Linked DNA regions of Homo sapiens: region 1 is linked to region 2. Evidence: chromatin contacts called from ENCODE Hi-C or POLR2A ChIA-PET data. All regions are on one chromosome and are shown on one strand. The core of a region is the stretch at or near the end of the contact, and the rest is flanking DNA. Distances in the headings are between cores, read along the strand shown. Region 1 has its middle 19 kb from the start of LINC00544. Region 2 overlaps LINC00297 (long intergenic non-protein coding RNA 297).

Region 1 (4,769 bases), core at 1,672-4,171, 70 kb before region 2:
GTAAGCACACAGCGTGTTGTGAATAATAAAACCATATCCTTGTAACTCTCTTTCTCTCAGGAGTGCAGAGCAGTTTGCCAACATGATCATATCAATCCTTACAATATTTATATAAGGCAGGCATGAGGTTCCGACGTTCTCCGTGGACTCCTCCAGCCCCAGTATGAAGAGGGGATGGCGGGTGGGTTGCATCTCCCTTCAGCCCCCCTGTCTCAGCGGCGTCTGGCTCAATAAGCCCTGGCCCTTCTGAGTGTTGCCTTTGTAAAAAATGTACTATGTGGGTGGGGATAATTAGGAATATTAAAATGCCTTGCTTCACCAATTGAGGAAGAGGAAACAAAATGTTTCCCAGGCATGTATCTCAGAGGGATTGAAAGTGTTACAGACACTAATGCATCTCAGCCATCTGCTCCTGTGTTGAGGTATCCTCTGCACTCTCTGCTACCCTAGCGTTCATGTGCTGGGCAGGATGCAGCTGGTGACATTCAATCTGTCCCTGCCTCCAGCATCAGAGGACACATCCCTGGGAACTCAGGCAGCCCAGGCAGCAGGGGTCCCTTGCAGGTCAACAACACACTCCTTTCCATCACGTTTGAGCTGGAACTCAGCAACTCTGCAAAATTTTAGTTCCTCTTTTTCTTCATTTTTCCCTTCCTCCCCTCTTTTCTTATTCTCCCTGCCTTTCCTTCAGCCTCTTCTTATTTTAATTGGCCTCCAAGCTCTGAGTCTGCCCTTCTTCACACTTTCTTCTCAACTCTTTCCTTTCCATTTCTCTATTCATCTTTTTTACCTTTCTTGTCTGAGGATATGAGTTGAAATGAATCCTTTAGTGAGAAGGTGACTCGATTTACATGCAGAATTTCAACGCTTTCAAACCTCTCTTGTTTGTGAACCTGTTGGAAAGCACTGATGGCCATGCAGGCAGCAGGTGTAGAGAGTGATCCTCTCAACGCTTGGTAGCTGAGAACAATTCATATTTATCATACTGGCTTTGGTCAAGTCAAGTGTGAATGGTGTTTGACTGTACTCATTTTACTTTTTTTTTTTTTTTTTTTTTTGAGATGGAGTTTTGCTCTGTTGCCCAGGCTGGAGTGCAATGGCACAATCTCAGCTCACTGCAACATCCACCTCCTGGGTTCAAGTGATTCTCCTGTCTCAGCCTCCTGAGTAGCTGGGATTACAGGTGTACACCACTATGCCCAGCTAATTTTTGGTGTTTTTAGGAGAGACAGGATTTCACCATGTTGGTCAGGCTGGTCTTGAACTCCTGACCTCAGGTGATCCACCCACCTCGGCCTCCCAAAGTGCTAGGATTACAGGCGTGAGACACCGCACCTGACTTTTTTAACATAAAAAAAGTGCTTAAAGCTTGGATCAACTCCTCTTCTGATTGATCAGTATTTCTGGGCATAGTGTTTTTTGTTTGTTTGTTTGTGTTTATACTTGTTATCTGGATATGTTTTGGGATCAAATAAATACCAAATCACAGAGGTTATCGAATAGAGTTCTTTAAAAAAATATTTTCACAGCCGGGCCAGGTGGCTCATGTCTGTAATCCCAGCACTTTGGGAGGCTGAGGTGGGTGGATAAAACCTGAGGTCAGGAGTTCGAGACCAGCCTGGCCAACATGGTGAAACCCCATCTCTACTAAAAATAAAAAAACTTAGCCGGGCATAGTGGTGGGCACCTGTAATCCTAGTGACTTGGGAGGCTGAGGCAGGAGAATCACTTGAACCCAGGAGGTAGAGGTTACAGTGAGCCAAGATCACACCACTGCACTCCAGCCTGGGAAACAAGAGTGAAACTCCGTCTCAAAAAATATATATATATACTTTCACATCTCCATTGGAAATTTTTAAAAGAAACTTTTTTTTTCTGTTTAATTGATGCCAGGTACTCAACTCCCAATGCCATCACTCCCACCAATGCAGACTCAGAGGAAGAGTTGCAGGAAGCAGGGATCCTACTGGTCTTTCTGTCACTATAACCCAGCCCTGGCATGGAGCCTAGCACATGGTAGGGGCTCAAAGGACATTTGCTGAATGCATGAGTGAGTAAGTCAGCTGAGGGTGCCATGGAGGGGGCTAGAGGACGCTGTGCTGCAACCAAGAGCTCAGGGCATCCTGCTGTCCTTGGAGCAGAGGGAGGTTTTGCTGGGACAACAGAAGACCAGAGAAAGTGAAAATCACACTTTGTTCTTGCCCAGATATCTCAACCCCTCTGCCATCCAAAAATCACATTTCTGTTTGGTATACTAAATGTTTATTGAAACTTTTGCTATATGTAGACTCTATGTTAAACTCTAGGGATACCAAAATAAACAGGACATTTTCTCTACCGGCAAAGATCTCTCAGTATGGTAAGAAAAAGAATGATTTTTTAACTAAAAGGTTATACCTCCATGTGTTACATTTTGGACTAAGCTGAAGCAATATTTTATTTTTTTAAATCAGGTAGATGAATCAGTTTGAATTGCCATTCTGTGTGTCTCTCTATTTCCTAAATATTTTGCGCTGAAATAGCACAAGAACAGCGGCACATTCCCACAGACGGCCCCTGACGGGACTGTGTTTGGGCCGAGTCCATATTTCCTCCGTCTCTTGCATCATTTGTTCTTTGCCCTTTGCAAATCTCAGCACCATTTCCTCCAGAGCAGCTCCTGGAATTTTCGATGGGAGCTGTCACCTGGAACCAGCGAGCTTTCTCTTTCATACCTGTCATAGAAGGAGCTCACTTCTCACGAAGACCCGCCCATTTTACCCCCGACCCCGCTGTGACGTTAGGGAAAGTTTCCTTCTCTAGAAGTGTCTAGAAACATGCTTGGCTTTAACTAATGCATCTAGAGTGTCCCATCTGTTTAACAGCACTTTGCTCAAGGAGCCCACGTACTTGTGTTCCACTTCCTGCCTTGGCGACAGTCTCCGCAGGACAAGCCCGGCCCATCGCAGAAGCCCCGTGTCCTGTAGATGAATGAGAACTTAGACAGCTAACATTCTACCTGATGCTGGAACTCAAGGTCCTTGACAAATGACCATGTAGCTTACATTCTGAGAAGTGACAGTGACCTCTCCATTGTTGGAGAGTGCCATTTCCAATTCTGAGCACTTTAGTTTGTTAGAAAGCTTTTTTCAGCAAGTTGTTTTCGTCTATTGAACTCAAAATCAACCTCCTTGCCACTTCCTTCCTTATTTACTTCCTCTGTCTTTCCCTTGACATTTACTCACTCTTTGCTCCTCTTCTGTCTTGTCCTAAAATAAAACCGATTTATTCCTTCGTCCTCACAACACCTCCTCCAATATTTGAAGACAGGAAGATAGTTCCTTGTTTTCTCTCTTCCAAGCTAAACACACTCAGAGCCTCCGGCCAGCCTAGATCAGGAACCGTTTCTAAAGCCCTCAGCACCTCCACCCTGCCTTTCTAAATGAGACATCTTAATTATAATGCCTTGTAGCGAACATTATTTTCCAATTATCATCTGACCAGCATATAGTGTTACTGTTACTTATTATCTGGACACGGTATTTTTATTTAATGGAGCTTACAATTACATTCGCTTTTTAAAGCGACTGCATTACTCTGTTGGATCACATGAGCTTTTGGCCGAAGAAAAAGTCCAGATATTTTGAAAACAGAACTGATGGCAATTAAAGCAGATCTCCCCCGTTATGCCATTGCGCAATCAATTTCTGGACCTAAATGTGTTGGTACAATACCAGCTATATTGACGTAAGGGTATTCTTCAGAGTCATCCCAAGCTAGTTTCTGGCTTGTCACTGGAACCCAAGCTCTACCTCTGTACCCGGTGCCTGCCCACTGGAATGTAAGGTCCTCAGTTTCAGCAGCCCAGCTTGGGTTGAGACAACATCTCTGCTTTTTTTTTTTTTTTTTTTTTTTGAGACAGAGTTCTGCTCTTTCGCCCAGCCTGGAGTGAAGTGGTGCAATCTCAGCTCACTGCAACCTCTCCCCCACCACCCCATCAAGGGTTCAAGTGATTCTCCTGCCTCAGCCTCCTGAGTAGCTGGGATTATAGGCACCTGCCACCATGCCTGGTCAATTTTTGTATTTTTTTTTTAGTGGAGATGGAGTTTTGCATTGTTGGCTAGGCTAGTCTCGAACTCCTAATCTCAGGTGATCCCCTGGCCTCAGCTTCCCAAAGTGCTAGGATTACAGGCTCTGCTTCTTTTTTAATTTTACCTAGTACCAAGCACAAACTGTGGAAGAAGTCAATTCCTAATTAATATTTGTTGAATGGCTGAATGAATGCATCGTATGAGGCTTTACTAACAACAGTTGTTTCCCAGAACGAGCTAAGATTGCCATGAAATGCATAGACTCCTTGCATGCTTTATGTTGTATTTCTTTAGATTTTTTTCTTAAGAAAACCATGGATTCATTCTAGTCATGGAAAACCCCCATACTTCCCAGAGAACTTTGAGCAATTTTCTCTTTAAAGAAAGGGGTGACCCATTTACTGTACTCATCATTATAGTTTAGTTGCTAGAGTTACTTTCTAAGCACACCAGGACAAGAATATTATCTTTCTGATATGTTGGCATAAAAAACGATGTTGAGAAAAGCACATAGACCATCATCACATCCCTTGGCACCAGCAATTTCTAAGCAGTATGGCCAGAGCCATTGCTGTGAGTAGGTTTTTCCTGGCTGAGACCAACCAGGCCTGGGGAAAATAACTTGCAAGTTATCTAAACCAGCAAATACTTGCAAGAAGGTAACAGGAGGGCAGATTTTGTTGTCCATTCCTATATCCA
Region 2 (4,397 bases), core at 1,728-4,227:
GCTGTGATAGACAAAGAAGGTGATGTTTGCTGCAGAAACCTTCAAAGTCTCCTCAGCAGCAGCAGCAGCCGTAAATCTAGGGTCAGTTTTTCTGCCCCTCAGGCACTAAACAAGCCACAGTGAGTGAGTGTCTCATGGTCCCGCAAATAAGGAAATGTATCCCAGATACAGTTGGTGGCACCCTCAGAGGAAAGTCAAGATTACAAAGGGACTGGATATGTCAGAAGAAGAGAGGAGTGAGACAGAAAAGCAAAAGAGAAGTCTTGGGGGGCTCTGAGGCAAGCTGCGGGGTAGAAAACCTGTGTTGCTTCTTGTTTCACACTGGCCAGAATCCTGTAAAGTTGTTGTTTACCCAGCAGCCACTAAGCAAATGTCCCTTCTTGGGCGGTCTAGTCCAGTCCCTAGGTGGAGGTGGAGAGAATAAGACAAAGGACAGGGTGACATGAGCCCACTGACCTTTCACCTCGTCACGTATTTGTGGGTGGTCTGATTTTCCCTGAGCTGCAGAAAAACCTCAGTGGCCCAAGCACGTGTCAGAGCTTCCTCCCACCATCAGGAGTTTTGCCTTCTTGCCAGGTCTGGCTGCACGAATCACCTTCACACCTATCCTTCTTCCTCTGACAGGCTGCTGATAACAGCATCATCATCTCTGTAGAGGTTTACAGACCATACAGCACACATCTGTTAACCCTTCCCACAGGCCAGGGACTAGTTATCATTGTTCTTATGTTCTCACTACAGAACCTGAGGTCCAGAGAGGTTGAGAGTCTTGTCCAACATCATACCATTTAAAGAAAAAATCATTGGCATCTAGCATTTATTGAGCACTTGCTACTTTCCAGATAAGTGCTTTATTTGGATTTATTATTCTCATAACAACCCAGTGTTGTTGGCGTATTATTGTCTGCAGGGTACAGGTGAGGAAGCTGAGAGCGTGCACACATCTTGACCATAGGTTCGCATGTGTGGGACACCAGTAGTGTGTGAAGTGGGCAGCCTGACCTCACAGCCTTCCCTCTTCTGTGTCTCTGCCACAGCTAGAAACTGGCAAAGGCAGAATTTGAATGGAGGTCCCAGCCCACCTTTCCCACGAGGCTGGCGCTTCTCAAACCTGAATGTGTACATTGCCATGAATCACCCGGGGATGTTGTTCAAATGTGGGTTCTGACCCCACAGGTCTGAGACATGGCCCAGGGTTCTGCGTTTTTTAATGAGCTCCCTCCCAGGTGACACTGATACTATGGGACCGCAGACTCCGCTGTGAGTAATGATGTTCTATACTATTGTCACAGGGTAAACCCCCAAACTGGGGCTCAGCCTCGGAGGCCACGTGGGTGTTTGGCTTCACATAGGAAAGAATTCAAGAGTGAGCCAACAGAGTAAAGTGAAAGCAAGTTTCTTAAAAAGTAAAGGAATAAAAGGGTGGCTACCCCATAGGCAGAGTAGCATTTGGGGGCTGCTCGACTGACTATACTTATGGTTATTTCTTGATTAGATGCTGAACAGGGGGTGGATTATTCATGTTTTCTGGGAAAGAGGTGGGGAGGTCCTGGAAATGAGGATTCTTCCCCCTTTTGGATCATGTAGGGTAACTTCAGGAAGTTGCCATGGCATTTGTAAACTGTCCTGGTGCTGGTGGGAGGTTCCTTTAGTATGCTAATGTATTATAAGTAGTGTATAATGAGTAATGAGGATGACTAGAGGTTGCTTTCCTTGCCCTCTTGGTTTTGGTGGGTTTTGGCTGGCTTCTATACTGCATCCTGTTTTATCAGCGGGGTCTTGTCACCTGTGTCTGATTCCTATCTCACTATAGCTACTTTTTTTCTTTTCTTTTTTCTTTTTTTTTTTTTTGGACAGAGTTTTGCTCTGTTGCCCAGGCTGGAGTGCAGTGGCAGGATCACCACTGGGCCTCCCCGGCTCAAGTGATTCTCCCACCTCAGCCTCTCAAGTTGCTGGGACTATAGGTGCTCACCACAGTGCCCAGCTAATTTTTTTGTTTTGTTTTGTTTAGAGATGGGGGTTTCAATACATTGCCGAGGCTGGTCTTGAAATTCTGGCTTCAAATGTTCTTCCCTCCTGGGCTTCCCAAAGTGTTGGGATTACAGGCATGAGCCACTGCACCTGCGGCTACTCTTTGTGATCTCTGACTGCCAAATCCCTTGCACCTGACCCCTATACACACTGTTGTCCTACCTTCTCTTATACATACATTTGAAGGCCTATTTGAATAGACCTTCAAATCTGACTTAGTCCATGGTTGCATCCAGTAGGGCAATGGCCCTTTACTGGGAATTAATATAATAATAATTTGAGGGGCTCTTCCAATGCAAAAACAGCTTTGCCTCAATTGCAGAGATTTCTGATTCAATCTACAGTAATGGGAGCGGGGTTGGGGATTAGCATAGTGTGAGTCTCTGCCCTTTGCAGTATAAATCAATCCACCCTTTCTCATGTGCTTTCGATTCATCCATTACCCAAGTGATCTACATAGTAAGACCCCAGAAAATAGGCTAGCAAAATCAGAGTTCTCCTCAGTGGTGAATACTTACCCTGAATGGTTTTTCTCCACCACAGCTGGATAGGCCGACTTCTCTGCTAATCACACTATGCATGTACAGGATTGGCTCTCTTGCCTCCACCCCACCTCCAATGACATAATCACTTATAATCAATCATAGGCTTTCCTCTCTTGCCACGTGTAGACGTGGCCAATATGCATAAATATGAGCCTTTTGGGGAAGGATAAAAACCACTTCTAATCTGACAAGTATAAGGCTGAAGTAGCATTGATGATTTTTCTCTTCCCCAAGTCCTCATCCCCAGTAATGTAGCCGCTCTGAGCCTTGGCTGAGAAATAAGAATTCTTATAGAGGACTCCTTTCACTTTAAGGATTTTCAAAGACCAGCTCCCTGTGTGGTTACGTTTTCCTCTGATTTTTTTTTTCTGCAGTTCTAAAGAAAGCCTCACATTGAGAAAAACTAGAAAGGCATGATTCAGTGATGTCAAATGCTCTCAGGATTCCTCCTTCCAAAGTCTTTGTTAATTGTACCCAGTATCTATAGTGATAAATTTAAAGACACAGGAAACAGCGGGATCCCAAAGACACTAGACTATTGTATTGTCCCATTAAGTTGAAACAATGGAGCAGAGTCTTGAGCCTGTCTCCAGGGCAACAGAAAATGCCAGTCACAGTCAGGTGGACTTTCTGATGAATTTTTTAAAAATAGAGTTGCACATACTTTGTTATTTTAAAGAAAGTTAACTCATAAACCTTTAGGTGCAATTAAAAATACTTTGAACCGAAAATGTCCTTGATTTAATTGCAAGCTTTCTTTTTTTGGTATTTTTTTTATTCCCATAGCCAAATAAAATTCTCACACCAGGGGAAAAAGACCCTATGGAAAGACCAAAAAATGACATATTAGCAAAAAGCTGAATTTTATTTAAATATGTGTGTTGGTATTTAAATATCAGCAGCTGAATTAGCAATGGGCATTCTGACATGTGTTCTTCTGTTTCTATCACCAATCTAATTCACTTTGCTCTGGACTTAGGGCTGGACCTTCTAAAAAGCCCAAGACCATCAAATATAAGTCAGGAACTATGAAAAATCCACAATGGTCCTGTGTGTCCTACTGGTGACTCTGCCCTCAGCTTCTCGGTTTGGCCTTGTCTCTCTCTGGCCCTAGCCTGCCCTCTGCGCTCAGCAAATTCCTTGCCATCACCTCTCGTGCATGACCACTCATTTTGGCAGCATTTTTCCTGGCTGACCTCAGCATTCTCTTTTGGATATGATTTTAAGCACTCGCTCTCCAGAAGTATTTATGATAGCTAGAAATAAAACAATTCTAGAGCTGTGCTATCCAATATGGTACTTATTAGTCATATGCAGTTGCTTATATTATTTAAAATTAAATAGGCTGGACGCGGTGGCTCATCCCTGTAATCCCAGCACTTTGGGAGACTGAGGCGGGCAGATCACCTGAGGTCAGGAGTTCGAGACCAGCCTGGCCGACATGGTGAAAGCCCGTCTCTACTACAAAAAATGAAAATTAGCCGGGCATGGTGGGGCGACGCCTGTGATCCCAGCTACTTGAGAGGCTGAGGCAGGAGAATTGCTTAAGCCTGGGAGACAGAGGTTGCAGTGAGCCGAGATCACACCATTGCACTCCTGCCTGGGCAACATGAGTGAGATTCTGTCTCAAAACACATAAATAAAAATTAAATTAAATTAAATTAAAACATTCAGTTCCTCAGTTGCACTAGCCACATTTCAAGTACTCAATAGCCATATGCAATGGACAGCACAGATATAGAACATTCCCTTCATTGCAGAAAGTTCTGTTGAACAGTACTGACTTACAGACACTCTTAGTCTCATCCCAACCCCAATGGG

The links. Hi-C counts contacts between places; a loop is a spot of excess contacts on that map. ChIA-PET counts read pairs that join two places held with the same protein, here RNA polymerase II (POLR2A).
Region 1: a map of endothelial cell of hepatic sinusoid shows a loop between it and region 2 (2.5-fold over the local background). The contact joins two enhancer-like sites. A Hi-C loop is called at or near these places in 1 of 168 maps with a recorded cell type or tissue (endothelial cell of hepatic sinusoid). POLR2A ChIA-PET finds 5 or more read pairs at or near these places in 5 of 52 experiments (AG04450, H1, activated CD4-positive, alpha-beta memory T cell and 2 more).

Annotation. Positions count from the first base shown.
Region 1 is chr13:29,952,688-29,957,456 of GRCh38, reverse strand. No RefSeq gene overlaps it. Among named protein-coding and RNA genes, the nearest start is that of LINC00544, 19 kb to the right of the region's middle. Within about 2 kb of position 2,921, at least 5 of the 41 ENCODE cell types and tissues checked have a DNase peak (open chromatin) inside an H3K27ac peak, as active enhancers do.
Region 2 is chr13:29,883,476-29,887,872 of GRCh38, reverse strand. All of the region lies in intron 1 of LINC00297 (long intergenic non-protein coding RNA 297), which reads left to right. Among named protein-coding and RNA genes, the nearest start is that of LINC00297, 2.7 kb to the left of the region's middle. Within about 2 kb of position 2,977, at least 3 of the 41 ENCODE cell types and tissues checked have a DNase peak (open chromatin) inside an H3K27ac peak, as active enhancers do.